Regions from separate parts of the Homo sapiens genome. Here regions 1, 2, 3 and 4 are each linked to region 5. A link is a contact called in ENCODE Hi-C or POLR2A ChIA-PET data. All regions are on one chromosome and are shown on one strand. Each heading gives the region's core, a stretch centred on a gene start or an enhancer-like site at or near the end of the contact. The rest is flanking DNA. Distances are from core to core; before and after follow the strand shown.

What was found. A loop is a pair of places that touch in the nucleus more often than their neighbours do. ChIA-PET counts read pairs that join two places held with the same protein, here RNA polymerase II (POLR2A). Pooled maps may share reads with other maps.
Region 1: a pooled map shows a loop between it and region 5 (2.6-fold over the local background). The contact joins the promoter of LINC01260 here to the promoter of TOMM34 in region 5. A Hi-C loop is called at or near these places in 1 of 168 maps with a recorded cell type or tissue (ovary) and 5 of 50 pooled maps. POLR2A ChIA-PET finds 5 or more read pairs at or near these places in 3 of 52 experiments (activated B cell, activated CD4-positive, alpha-beta T cell and activated T-cell).
Region 2: a map of B cell shows a loop between it and region 5 (3-fold over the local background). The contact joins the promoter of PKIG here to the promoter of TOMM34 in region 5. A Hi-C loop is called at or near these places in 2 of 168 maps with a recorded cell type or tissue (B cell and OCI-LY7), 15 of 37 single-sample maps with no recorded cell type and 6 of 50 pooled maps. POLR2A ChIA-PET finds 5 or more read pairs at or near these places in 2 of 52 experiments (GM12878 and activated B cell).
Region 3: a loop to region 5 is called in a map of CD4-positive, alpha-beta T cell, with 2.8 times the contacts of the local background. The contact joins the promoter of TTPAL here to the promoter of TOMM34 in region 5. A Hi-C loop is called at or near these places in 2 of 168 maps with a recorded cell type or tissue (CD4-positive, alpha-beta T cell and sigmoid colon), 1 of 37 single-sample maps with no recorded cell type and 7 of 50 pooled maps. POLR2A ChIA-PET finds 5 or more read pairs at or near these places in 1 of 52 experiments (activated CD4-positive, alpha-beta T cell).
Region 4: a loop to region 5 is called in a map of CD4-positive, alpha-beta T cell, with 5 times the contacts of the local background. The contact joins the promoter of SERINC3 here to the promoter of TOMM34 in region 5. A Hi-C loop is called at or near these places in 4 of 168 maps with a recorded cell type or tissue (B cell, CD4-positive, alpha-beta T cell, naive thymus-derived CD4-positive, alpha-beta T cell and 1 more), 2 of 37 single-sample maps with no recorded cell type and 14 of 50 pooled maps. POLR2A ChIA-PET finds 5 or more read pairs at or near these places in 2 of 52 experiments (WTC11 and activated CD4-positive, alpha-beta T cell).

The regions. Positions count from the first base shown.
Region 1 is chr20:44,670,445-44,673,158 of GRCh38, reverse strand. It overlaps LINC01260 (long intergenic non-protein coding RNA 1260), which reads left to right and starts at 1,420. Exons shown (of 5, transcript NR_034104.1): 1 at 1,420-1,520. RefSeq lists enhancers at 1,680-2,179, 2,180-2,681.
Region 2 is chr20:44,581,166-44,583,865 of GRCh38, reverse strand. It overlaps PKIG (cAMP-dependent protein kinase inhibitor gamma), which reads right to left and starts at 1,287. Exons shown (of 4, transcript NM_001281445.2): 1 at 1,135-1,287.
Region 3 is chr20:44,474,616-44,477,315 of GRCh38, reverse strand. It overlaps TTPAL (alpha tocopherol transfer protein like), which reads right to left and starts at 1,442. Exons shown (of 5, transcript NM_001039199.3): 1 at 1,325-1,442. RefSeq lists a silencer at 1,337-1,466 and an enhancer at 1,557-1,646.
Region 4 is chr20:44,520,689-44,523,388 of GRCh38, reverse strand. SERINC3 (serine incorporator 3) reads left to right here and starts at 1,319. Exons shown (of 10, transcript NM_006811.4): 1 at 1,319-1,476. The coding sequence starts at 1,438. RefSeq lists enhancers at 1,127-1,421, 1,328-1,637, 1,556-2,108.
Region 5 is chr20:44,959,147-44,961,846 of GRCh38, reverse strand. TOMM34 (translocase of outer mitochondrial membrane 34) reads left to right here and starts at 1,450. Exons shown (of 7, transcript NM_006809.5): 1 at 1,450-1,640. The coding sequence starts at 1,514. LOC124904912 (a long non-coding RNA gene) reads right to left here. Exons shown (of 2, transcript XR_007067599.1): 2 at 2,310-2,700. RefSeq lists a silencer at 1,192-1,271 and enhancers at 1,502-1,591, 1,602-1,651, 2,432-2,521.

The sequences.
Region 1 (2,714 bases), core at 171-2,670, 290 kb after region 5:
AATCAGGGAAGCAGATAATTTGGTTAAAATGTCTCAGCCTAATAAGGAAGCTGGGCAGGTGGGGATAACTGAAAAAGAGTGCATAAAAGAACGTTGTCCAAGTTGGCACCAGAGTGGGGGAGTTTTAAGGGGTTTTGAAGCTTGGCCATCAATACCCACAACAGTTATGGGGGCGAGGGAAACAGGCCCTTGAAAAGAAGATAATGTGGAGTGGGTAGCCCCCATATCGATTAAACGGGATGGACTTACCCTCCACTTTAAGAGTTACCCGAAGCTCAGCGTCTGTGATGGTCCAGGAGGCTTCTGAGGCGATCGGGCTACGTCAGTCTTCAGCTGCTAAGCCGAGGAGATCTGGGAAGGAGTCGGCCAAGGAACATAGGGTTTGGGCTCCAGGGGCTTTAGGAGTGGCAGTGATGTGAGTCGGACAGTCCGACCTCCAGCGGGGGCCCGCACAGACAGGGCACGGCTTAGGAGGAATCCCGGGCTGCGGGCATTCTGAGGCCCAGTGGCCAGGCTTTTAGCATTTGAAGCAAGGTCCACGAGGATGTTTTGAAGGAGCCCCTGGGAGCTGTGGCTTGGATGTTCTGAAGTTCTTGTATGCTGGAGACGTGGTTGTGGGCTGTCTTACAGCGGAGGCGAGCAGCTGTAACTCAGAAATGCGTTGCTGCCTGGCTACCTCCTCTGTATTATTGTACACTTTGAAGGGGAGGTTGATTAATTCGTGTTGTGGGGTTTGAGGGCCGGATTCCAATTTTTAAAGCTTTTTTCTAATGTCAGGAGCTGGGTGATAAAATGCATATTAAGAATAAGGCGGCCTTCTGGCCCCTCTGGGTCTAGGGCGGTAAAGTGTGTAAGGGTTGCTGCCGAGCGGGCCATGAACTGAGCTGGGTTTTCGTCTTTACCTTGGGTAGTTTCTCTAAGTTTGTCATAATTAACAGCTTTGTAAGCTGCCTTTTTAAGCCCTTCAACTAGGCAGGAAACCATGTAATCTCGCCTAGCCATACCTGGGGAATCTGCCTGATAGTTCCATTGGGGGTCCTCTCGGGGAACTGCTCTACTGCCTTCCTGGAGGTCAGGTTCATGAAGCCGGCGGTTATCAGCGTGAGATTGGGCTAGAGAAAAAACTCTTTCCCGTTCATCTGGGGAGAGGGTAGAAGTCAGGATGACATTTCAGTCACTCCAGGTTAAACTGTAGGACAGAGTTAGATATCGGGATTCCTGTATATATTTAGTGGGGTCTGATGAGAAAGAGCCTAAATGCTGGCTGATTTGGGAAAGGTCTGATAGAGAAAAAGGCACATGTACCCTGACTATGCCTTCAGCTCCAGCCACCTCTCTAAGAGGAAATTGTTGGGCAGGTGGGGGAGAGCTAGCCGCAGAACGAAACTGAAAACCAGACTGGGTGTGGGGAGGGCGGGTAATAGAAGGGTTATAGGATGTGGGAGCAGAGGCTGAAGAAGAGTTGGAGGCTGATTCAGCCTGGTGGGGAGCGAGCTGAGGAGGAGCAGTCTGGGAAGAAGGTGAGACGTCAGATGGTTCAGTAGAAAAGGAAGATTCACAAGACTCAGCGACGCTTGGGGTTGGGACTGAAGGGACAGGTGGGAGGGAAAGAAGGAGGATTTGGGACGAGTCGCATTGGGAACAGAGACTAGGGAGGGAACGAAGTGTGAAAAATGCCTGGACGTAAGACACCTCAGACCATTTGCCCATTTTTCAACAAAAATTATCTAGGTCTTGTAGGACGGAGAAATGAAAAGTGCCATTTTCTGGCCATTTAGAACCATTGTTAGTTTGTATTGGGGCCAAGTGGTGTTGCAGAAGAAAATAAGATGCTTAGATTTTAGGTCAGGTGAGAGTTGAAGAGGTTTTAAGTTCTTGAGAACATAGGCTAAGGGAGAAGAAGGAGGAATGGAGGGTGGAAGTTTGCCCATAGTGAAGGAGGCAAGTTTAAAGAGAAGGGTAGAGATATGGAGAAGGGGGTGGGGAGCAGCCCTGGGCTGCAATGTGGGTGAGCAGCCAAAGCAGGCGTCCCCGCAATTGACTTGCCACCAAGGGAATGTGGGTGAATGACCAAAGCAGGCGTCCCTGCGGTGATCGGACACCAATGGAATGTGGGTGAATAATCAGGCAGGCGTCCCCGCAGTGATTAAATGGCAAGGGAAGACTGTCTTCCTGAGTCTGTGACCGGCCCTGGAGTTTTGGGTTCACGGATAAAATGTGTCTCCTTTGTCTCTACTGGAGAGGAAAAAGAACTGGAATTGGAAGGACAGAGAGATTGAAGGGTAGCAAGAGAGGCTGGAGAAGAGAGTGAAAAGACCACTTACCCAATTTGAAATTGGTGAGATGTTCCTTGGGCTGGTTGATCTGAGGACCCGAGGTCGTAAGTGGATCTCTTCACGGAGTGAGGGTGAGGACAGGGGACTGGTCTCCCGAAGGAGTCCCTCTGACCCGGGTCTTCAGCACCAAATGTCACACGCATCTGTGTGAAGAGACCACCAAACAGGCTTTGTGTGAGCAACAAGGCTGTTTATTTCACCTGGATGCAGGCGGGCTGAGTCCGAAAAGAGAGTCAGCAAAGGGTGGTGGGATTATCATTAGTTCTTACAGGTTTTGGGATAGGCAGTGGAGTTAGGAGCAATGTTTTGTGGGCAGCGGGTGGATCTCACAAAGTACATTCTCAAGGGTGGGGAGAATTACAAAGAACTTTCTTAAGG
Region 2 (2,700 bases), core at 38-2,537, 380 kb after region 5:
CCGTTTTTAGCTACTCTGGGAAACTGAAAACCTAGGGTCCTTTGCTCCTAAAGCCATAAGGGCCCAATACAAAGGGAAAAGAAATATGGACAGTTCATTTCATACTGAATTTGGAAATACAGAGATCATCTAGTTTTGTCCCCTCATTAGGTACAAATAAAGAAACAAGACCCAGAGAGTGTGAAACACTTGCCCAAGGTGACAGTTTCCTTGGGTGACCCTTCTAATATATGGTAGCTTTTTGTTGAAGCTGAAATCTTCCCGTTAGCTGTAACTTTTCAAATATACTTAACCTGCTAAGAGGGGACACCTCCCCTGTTAGCACACTGCAAGCCATCTCAAGCCACCTAGGAATCCTCCTCAGTTCAGGGACCCACCAAGTAAGGGACCTGGGTACAGCAAGGGCCCCCTCTTTCCCTCTCTACAGAGTAGCTTGCTTAGTTTCAAACCCTGAAAACAGATACCAACAAATAAAATGCCTAAAGGCTTACATGTCCTGTTTATATTCCAGGCATAAACAGCAAATTTTTAAAAGGAAGCAATAAAAAGATCGCAAACCCAAGGTTAAAGATTTCCAACCCCTTTCCATCTTGGAGTTTTCCACACAGCTGCTGCAGCACTGGGTTTATATGTGGTAAATTCATGGAGTCTGACCATATCTGTAACTGAAATTTAACACAACAACCATGTTCCTGAGGGGGAAGATAATAGGGAATTTTCACTACTTTCGGAGACTTTTCTTTCTAGAATGTTTAAAAATTATTATACCACCTTTGTAATCAGAAAAAAAGAAAGGGTTTTACAAACACGAATTTCTTAGGGAAGATTTATTTCTTCACCTATATTTGGAGCAAGGAGCTGCTTTTAAAGCTCTGAATACTCTGTCAAAGTTCTTTGAGTAAAAATGAAACAGCATCTGAATGGAGCCCATTTGTGAGACTGGAGGCTCCGACTAGCCTTAGGCAGTTTCAGACAAGGCCATAATTTTCAGAGCAAGCTCACATATATCATTATATAAAAATAGACATTTTGTGGCCAACAGGCTGGAAAGCAAGCTCTCCAGAGAGCTCTGCCTCCAAGCTCTGCTTCTCCCTGGGGGTGTTGGGCAGGGGAGGAGAGTAAAGTTCTACTTACAAGACCAAAGTTTCCTCAAAATCCAGTGGTCCTCAGTCAGAAGCGGAGGCAGAATTTAAGAAACCAGGATTCAAGGTTAGCAGTCCAGACCTGTGGTGCGGGCAGGATTCTCACTTTACCCTCCTCTCTGTCTCTTCCCCGTGTCTCCTAAATGAAAAGCACTTTGAGGTTTTAGTGGGTGTTTCCCATGTCTCGGGCCAAGTAAGTCCCCATTTGTTGTAATCCAATGCTCAGCCTGATGATGTCAACCACACAACTCACTCACTCAGTTTCCACCTCTCTGTCCACAGGAGAGATCCATTTCCTTTGGACAATGAGCCAGGGGGCTGTAACTGCATCCCAGGCCACCACGCTTGCCTAATATCCTTCCTTCAATTTTCAACCCTGCAGCTTTAGTGACAAAAGGCTTCCTATCCACTCACTGAGCCAGGGTTCCTGGGTAAATTCCTTTGCTTCTTAGTGGGTTGTCTGCTTTCCTGTGTGTTTAATTCCTTTCTTTGGTATATAATATACTAGTTAGGGTGGAGATCTTCACCCCACCCCACACCCATCTCTTTCTTCCTGCCCAATTTTCCAAGTTGTTTCATTTCTCCCAGGTCTCCTAGGTACATGCTGGGCACAGTACATGAGTTTGTCCTTCATGTAGGGGAGGTGATGTGTGCCCCCGGGGAAGGCTTGGAAACAGCACTGGTGTGTCCCCTGGGAAACTGGGTTCCAGTCTTGGTCAGGCCTTCAACTGAATGAATGACCTCAAGCAAGTCACATCCCTCTCTGGACCTCAGTTTCCCTATCAACAAAATGCTGGCTTTGGTGCTTTCCACTTCTGAGATTCAATGAGTAAAAATCAGTGACTGGGGAACTTATAAACAAATGCATTATAGAGCATTTTACTACAAGCTACCCAACTACATGCTTGAGGGAAGGAAGAACCCTGGAGAAGTCAGAGGCCACTGCCCAAGATGCCAGGCTCAGCTGGGCACCTTTAACCCCCTTTATGAAGGAGATGAACAGATTCTCTGGGAGTAAAACCAAAAGAATTCACTGAACAAGTCCTTAGGGACATGAAAAGCAGCAGCATAAACTACAAGATAAGACAAACAAGTAACAGGCTATAAGTGTCCTTAGGGACCAACATGGAACAGCAGTGGTTACGAGAGATCATTTCTTGCATTTGGAGAGTGCTTGATGGTAAAGACAAAGAACATCTCTCTACTTTCGTGTACAATGGGGAGCGAGTGACATGCATAGTGGTTAGGAACATCATTTGGGAGCCACAGATGTGGATCTGAGTCCTGTCTGACTTAATTTCTCTGAACTTCAGTTTTTTTAACTGTCAAGTGGGATACTAGTGCCTCTGTTTTAGGATTGTGAGAATTAAAAAACACATGTAAGGAAACTGAAAGTATTTGGTACATACTAAGTATTGAATAAATGTTTGCTCTCGTTGTACATAATCTCATTTGATTCTCATAACATCCTTAGGAGAATCAGATAAGTGCTATGAGGCTACATTATTAATCTCTCCTTCCTGGATAAGAAGACATATACAGAGAAGTTAGGTGACAT
Region 3 (2,700 bases), core at 193-2,692, 480 kb after region 5:
TAGTCTGGTTGGCACAGGTATGCTAAGTGAGGAATGGAACAACTATGGCTTTGTTTCTATGGAAGTAACCAAGAGATGCCTGCAATCCCATCAAACATCAGTGTTCACAAGGTACAAGCCTCACCTCAAAGCCCCTCTCCAGCCTCATTTTCCATCGCACCCCACCTTGATGCACATTAAATGCCAGTCAAAACAAACTAATAACCCATCATCCTTGGAATAACTCGTGCACTTCTGATACACTCTGCCTGGAATTTCCTCTTCTAATTTGTTCCTAACTTGACAGCTCAGGCTCAGCTGCCATGTCACCACCTCAGTGAATCCTTCCCAAACTCCCTGAGGGTGATTCCCTCCAGTTTTCCACAGAACTGGGTTCCTATTTCTTTTTTAGAAATTACAGTCCAATGCTATGGGCATTTATCTAGAGTCAGTTTCACCACGCACTCATTTATCAAATAATTACCGATCACCTACCATATATGTCAGGCACTGTGCTCACAGGCACTGGGAACACAGACGCAAACAATACAATTCCTTGCCTAATAAAGCTTACATTATAGTGGAATGAAGAGAATGCATACTTGAGCATTTTACCATGTATCAAGCATTGCTAAGCCCTTTACCCATTTCCTCATTTAATCTTCACGTTATTTGGTGAGAGCGCTATTACTGTTGCCATTTTACAAAGGAGGACAAAAAGGACTGTCCCCTAGAATCTAAGTTCCACGAGGGCAGAGGGCTTGTCTGCCATGTCCACTGCCACCCCCAGTGCCGGGCACATGGCAGTGGTCTGTACACATCAGCGGAGGATATAGGTTAAGCGATTCGCCCAAGGGGGCACACCCGGTGAGGCAGAGCAAGGATGCGTCTAGCCCCACCCTGGGCTTCTAATCTGTACCCTCCACCTGGAGCTTCATGTTGACTCTCCAGGGACTCAGCAGTGCCGAGCGCTCAGCAGGACTCAGTCACAGGCTGGTGAATGAGCTGACAGGCGGACATATGAGTGAGATGCAGACACCATTGGTAACGGTGAAGCCAAAGATCTCCCCCACCTGGAGCCCATCCTTTCTGGAGCATCACTTTCCTTTCCACCCCTTCCTCTCAACAAGGAGAGGTCAGGAAGCCATCTCTCCTAGAGCCCCCGAGACCCCATATCCCGTGGACAACCTTCCGAGGCCCCCACTTCCGGCTGTCACCCCCTCCCCAGGTGTCCCCATTTCCTGGGGTCTCTCGCTCCTCTGGTCCCCACTTCCGGTTATCCTTCCCTCTCAGGGGTCCCTCTCCTCAGCTCCCAGGGCACACGGATGGGCTCGCGGGCACTCACCGGCCCGACTACGGGCGGAGCGCGGGTCAATCGGCGGCGGGAGCCTCGTCCGGCAGCGCACGCAGAACCGACCCGCACTCCCTGCCCGGCCTGCCCGGCCTCTCGCGCCGGAAGTGACGATCCAGGGCGTGGGAGGCGGGGCTCCGCCTAGGAGCGCGCATGTGCGACGCCTCCCCGCGGCGTTGGTGTTCAGTCCCCACCTGGCTGCCGGAGCTCCGAGCTGCGGACCTGGAGTGGCTGGGAGGAGCTGGGGCACCAGCCGCTTGTCAAACCCGGCTTATAGATGGGGAAACTGAGGCTCAGAGAAGGAAGGAAAGAAGCTGCCATTTTCCAAGAACATGCTAACATGTACCTGTTGTTTAACATCCATGATCTCATTAACTCCTCATATTTATGCAATTCCCCTATTTCAGGAAAGGGAAACTGGCAATCAAGGCAGTAAAGGGCTTCAAACCCGGACCTCAGGATTAGCATTCTAGACTTCCCCCCACTATGGCTGCTATCAGGACTAGCTGCTCCAAAAAGGGAGACTCCAAACCAGGGGACATCTGTCTGTCATTAACTGAGTGACCTGGAGCAAGTCCCCATTCCTTCTTGTGCTTCCGTTTCCTTACCTGAAACCTGATTCTTGCTCTGGAGCCTGATTCAATAATTACTTTTTTCCTGCTTTGGGGTTCATTACGTTCCCTCCAGACAAAGGCTTTACTAACTCCCACCCCAGTCCATTAAGATCCGCCCGCAAGTATTTTGTGCAACTGCAACTTTGAGGCAAATCTCCTAGGTCCCTCTGAGGCAGAACCTCTGGTGGTCCAGGAGAACTCTGAGCCTAAAGAAACGACCTTAAACAGTCTTTTCATTTTCCTACCCCAGGGGCAAGAGGAGTCCCAAGAAGATGGGAAGTGACCCATGAGGGCCACAAGAACGTGGCAGTTTCTGCCAGATTGAGGGGCAGGGGGCAGCAGTATGGAGGCGACCTGGGAATCATGAGTTTTGACTCCTGCTCTCAGTTTCATCACTTCTAAGATTGACAGACAAAATATATAACATTCACTACAGTTTGAATTTCAGATAAACATTTAAGCATGTTCCTTTCCAAACACACACACACATACACACAGATAAGTGTGTCCTATGCAACATTTGGGACACATTTATACTTTAAAAATTGTTGTTTATAGGAAATTCAAATATGACTACTGGGCATCCTGGATTTTGTTTTGTTTGCTAAATCTATGTATTATTTTCCTGTTACTGTTACAAGGAATTACTGCAAACTTCATGGATTGAAACAACACAGATATATTCTCTTGCAGTTCTCTAGGTCAAAAGTCTAAAATCAAGGTGTTGGCAAGGCTGCATTCTTTTGGGGATTTGGA
Region 4 (2,700 bases), core at 70-2,569, 440 kb after region 5:
TGGAAAGTTCAGTGGTCCTGAAGCAACTTGACTTGAGCTGGTATTTGTGTATGTGTGGTGAGGAGAGGGATCTGGGAAAAGAGAGGTAGGAATTATTAAATGTGAGTAGTTCTCTTTCTTCTTTCATCAGCCCTTTTCATGGCCTTGGGCAAACTTTGAGCCTCATTCCATTTCTGTAAAAGATGAATTTGGAATACATTTTCAAGGAATCCAGGAAATAACATCCCCAAATATGCCACACTGGTATGATGATTGCTTGGGGAACAGCACATGGAGAGAGGGGCTTTTCATGAATTTCCCTTATCAGACTAAAGGCTGACAATCCAGAAGGAATTCAATTATGAATCCCCTTCCAGAGAGTTTTATCTATCAGGGAAGATTAACACACCACAGGAGAAGATATTGAAGTGTGACACCTTGTTGTCCGGACATCATCATTGTTTGCCACATTCCACCTAAACTATTATATGTGTAAGTAAAAAATGTTTTCATTTTCTTCTTTAAGTGAACTCTCAAATTTGACATGTATTTTGAAAGGAATATTTACATCACTGCTTAAATGGGAAATCAGCATTGCTCGGAAGAAATGAAAAGGTTATTGCTAACACACACCTCAAAACAAAACAATATTTTAAAACTGCAGGCATGGTTGCCTGTTTGAGAGATCTGGAAAATGAAGGCTTTACTCTGTTAGAAAGGGAGATAAATACTAGAAAAATGTTAAATACCATACTGGCCTCAAACAACTAGCCTGTTGGTTTGAAATGGGACGTTCTCACTCTGCTGTTTAATATCGCTTAATGTCCTTCATGCACCCTTAGAGCCATTCATTTTTCCCAAATGGGGTGCATCCCACATTTTAGGATACGATTTCCATCGTTTCTAGGTTAATTTGGACTCATCCTTTAGTTCGCAGATTAAAAAATAAATCCTTCAGAGAAGCCTTCCAAGACTACTGCCCAGCTAAATTACTTTCCCCTTACAATAGGAGGCACTAAATACACCTTTATTGAAAGCCTATTCCCCCATACTACTTCATCGTATTCATTACATTGGGGCACGGTGCATTTATGTTGTCAGATCTCCTATTAACTAGAGAATAAATTCTGAGCGTACTGTGCCTCTCTGTACACTTCTGTAACTTCCAGATCTTTGCACAATGAATACAAATGATGTAAGGAATGACACCTTCACAGTTCCTGCAACCCCAGGATGGTTTAGCCCCACCTTCCCCCTCAGCCAATGACAGGCGCCCCCCTCTGCCGCTCCGGTCGCGGACGGTGGGCGGGGCCACGCCGTGACGCATCCGTGCGTCTGTGGAAGGCTGCGTTTCCGGCCTGAGAAACCGTCATGTTTCTGGGGAGTCACCTCAGCTGGCAGTTACCACCGTGTTAGAAAGCAGCCTCAGGACCGGCCACCTCCATCACTGGCGTCACCATGGGGGCTGTGCTGGGTGTCTTCTCCCTCGCCAGCTGGGTGAGTTCGGGGTCCCGAGTCCTCGCCGGACCTGCGGTTTGCGGGGAAAGGCCTCGAGACCAGAGCTGCACGGGCCTTGGCTCCAGAGGCTCTCGGGATGTCAGCAGGCCCTGGGCTACAGAGGGTCTCCGGGGCCCCAGACGCAAATCCGCGATACCCTCAGGTCCAGCTTAGGCGGCTCGCCCTCCGGGTTCCTCGGGGAACGGAAGAGGCTAGGCCGCCATTGTTTACAATTCGGATGGCTCCGCCCTGCGAGGCTTCCTGACTAGGTTCCTCTGGAGCTGGAGAGGGACCAAGGAATGACAGCTCCCAGCGAGGGGCTCCGGTTCCTCCCGAAGCACCTCTTAAGGTGCCATCATTTAGTTCTAGGTGGCTCAAGTAATATTTTTATCCCCTAGCACGGGATTTGCCAAAACTACAGAGTGTGTGGCAAAGCTGGGGTTTTAGCGGAGGCTTGTCTGCAGTTCAGGTGCAAGGGAAAGAAGCCCTTGTGGATTGTTATTCAAAATTGGAAACCAGGGCCTGAATATTTTGGGACTGCTGTAAGTCATTTATCCGAGGATAATCACCCCAGCATTCCTCTCTTCGAGAACGATTGTGACAGTGAAGTGAAGGTTTAATCACCTTGTAAACTGTAAACATTTTAAAGAGAAAATTATAGGGCCTATAAAAGAATATGCTGAGTTCCCTCATTTACCCACTTCAGAGGAGCGTGATTCCTTGATTCCTCATTCTCCAGCTGATTTAATTGACCAAGTGTGTAGAAAAAGCACACTCAGTTTCTCCTGCTGTACTCACAACACACTTTTGACACCTGATGTGTGGTGTGTGGGGATTTTCCCCCAAACATCAGGCAAACAGTCAGCTCTGCAGGGGATGCCAACTTGGTGCCCTACAAGTCAATTCCGAAGCTCTCTACTTGGAGATAGCATCAAATCACACAAGTGGAGGGCTCAGTCTCACAAGACTGTGCCCACTTTCTGTGCCAATGGCAAGCCTCAGGTTGTTTTACCTGTGCTTCTGACCGGCCACCTATAAATCAAAGTTCCCGTGACCTCCCTCCTTGGCTTTGATTAATTTGGTCACAAAACTCAAGGAAACATGTTTACTGGTTTATTATAAAAGTATTTTATTTTGTGTATTTATGTATTTTTAATTTTAGATTCAGAGGGTACATATGCAGTTTTGTTACATGGGTATATTGCCTTATCGTGAGGTTTGGGT
Region 5 (2,700 bases), core at 201-2,700:
TATCAATCAATGACTTTTATTGGATGCCAGACCCTATTAGGGTCTTGGATAAACAAAGATAAAAAGGACCCACTTCCTGCCATTAAAGACCTCGCAGTGTTTAAGGAAAACTACAAACTGGCAATCAAAGGGTGACTAATGCAAAGTTAGGGATAAAGCTAGAGACCAATAGGGAGCAAAGGGAGCATAGTGGGGGGTGGGGAGGGGGCTGGAAGCAGGAAAGGCTTTCAGAGAAGATGATGTTTGAATGGAATGTTATAAGTTAATTCAGGATTAGGCAGGAGAAAAAGTATTTAGAAAAAAAAATCCAGGAGAAGGAGATAACAAGCAAAGGCTAGGAAGCAAGAATTTAGTGTGTGTAGATAGCAATGCGTGGGACATAGAGTCGTCAGATGAGGCTGGAGATAAATTGAAGTCACACTCTGTGAAAGATCTTCATCCATTCTGAAAGCTGATCATACGAATTGGGTCATTCTTGTCATATCCAACTAAGACAGAATTGAAAAGCCAGGGGAACAAATACTCAGGGCATATAACATTGCTCCAAAAAAGTAATTTTTTGCAAGCCTGGCTGCTAAAACTGCCTGCTGTAACCTAAAACCAGTTTTATCTAATAGCTACTGAAACAGCCTGCTACAATTCTGAGTTTTATCCACCACTATCACTTACCAATCAAAGCTTGCCAGCTCCCCAAGAAGCTGATAAACCCCCACTTTACTAGTGCCTGTAAACTTCCTTGAAGAGCAATATGTAACATTTCTGTTTTATAAAAATCTCCAAACCTTCTCTTTGTTCTTCTGACATACCAAAGACAACCTGGTCTGTGTGTAAGCCCTGAATTGCAATTCTTGATTGCCAAATAAAATATTTAAACTTTAGAGATTCATCTCTATATGTTGACTTTGACACCATCAATCCACCTGTGCATTAATTTATTAAATAAATATCTATAGAGCACTAGGTACCAGGTACTTTCTAGCCTTGGAACCTTTGCACTTACCATCCCTCTGGCTGGAACAGCATTCCCTAAATCTTGTCTGGTCTCAGCTCAACTATTACCCCCTGAGAAAGGCCTTCCTTCATCCCCTTATTTAAAATAGCCCACACGTGGTCACTTTCCATTGCATTATCCTGTTTTGTTTTCCTTACAGCACTAATCACATGAAATGAGAGTCTTCGTTTGCTTATCAGTTAATTGCCTGTGGGGACCCCACTAGGACATAATCTCCCTGATAGCGGGGCCAGCCTCCTTCCCTGCGTCATCCACGGCGTTCTAGCAACTCAGGGAGCCCAGAGCATGCTGCCGCCCCGCGTGCAAGGGAGCCTAAGTTCCAAACCGAGCACGCGCAGAGGGCGGGACGCTCCGGGCCTCCAGGTCTCGCAGGCCCCGCCCCCTCGCCGCGGGTTCGCTGTTGGGCGGAGATATTCGCCGCCGGCGCTTGCGCCCGGAAGGTGTGCCGCACCACACGGGGGAGGAAGGAAGGAGCTCCCAACTCGCCGGCCTGGCCACGGGATGGCCCCCAAATTCCCAGACTCTGTGGAGGAGCTCCGCGCCGCCGGCAATGAGAGTTTCCGCAACGGCCAGTACGCCGAGGCCTCCGCGCTCTACGGCCGCGCGCTGCGGGTGCTGCAGGCGCAAGGTACGACCCCGGCCCCCATCTCACCTCCGGGCCTGCTCCTCCAACTCCCGCAACCACCGCCCGGGCCTCGCGCGGCGGCCAGCAGTCCTGCCCGGCCCTCCCACCCTTCCAGCCCCTTCCGACTCCGGCATCCTACCAGAAACTTCCTCGGCCCTTTCTTTCCACCTGCTTGTTAACTGCCCTGTTGGCCCCCATCCTAAGTTATTTAGGCCTCGTTCTGAGCCCTGAGAAGAAAGCTAAACCCTCCTCCCCCGCAGCAATTCATTTTTCAGTTAGTATTTGTTGAGTAGCTGTTATATACCGCCTGTGTAACAAGACACAAAAAGTCCCTTCTCTCAAGGACAGCGCATTCTTGTGGGGGCGGTGGGGAGGACGTGAGTCTTAAGCGAGTCAGTAAGTAAACGAGACCTGTGGGATAATCAGGGTTAGGAAGAAGACAAATAGGGTGATGTGATAGAGTTGACTGGAGTGGGAGATCAAGGGCAACATCTGTAAAGAAGTGATATTTGAGGTGATGTCTAAATGATGAGAAGCCAAGCGCACAAGGTTTTCGGTCCTGAAGTGAACTGCAATGAGAAAGGCCCCCCCTCCAAGACGATATAAACATGGTGTGTTTCAGGGGTCAAAGCATAGTGAGCCAGGGCAGGGAATAGGAAGACATGAGGTCAGTTAGGAAGGCAGACCCTTATTTATTGTGGAGGTGTTGTAAACTCTGCTAAGGAGTTCGGATTTCATGCCAAACTGGAAGCTTGGCATGAAAGCTGCTGGATGGGAAGCTACTGGAGAGTTTGAAACAGAAGAATAGCATATTCTTACCAGTTCTCCCAGCGTCCAGCTTTCGTCAGCATACCGCAGACCTTTGCCCAAAGCCCCTTCTCCAGGGTGACTTAATCAGAAACCCTCATTGGTTAAAGCCTTGACTTTTGAAAGGAGCCTTGGATCCTGGTTTCTGTGAGTCACCGTTCAGTACCTATTTCCCTTTGCCGCCTTCCTTTTTTTCCTTTTCTTGGCTAGCATCTCTTGAGTGATTTACCATGTGCTAGACATTTTAGACACGATC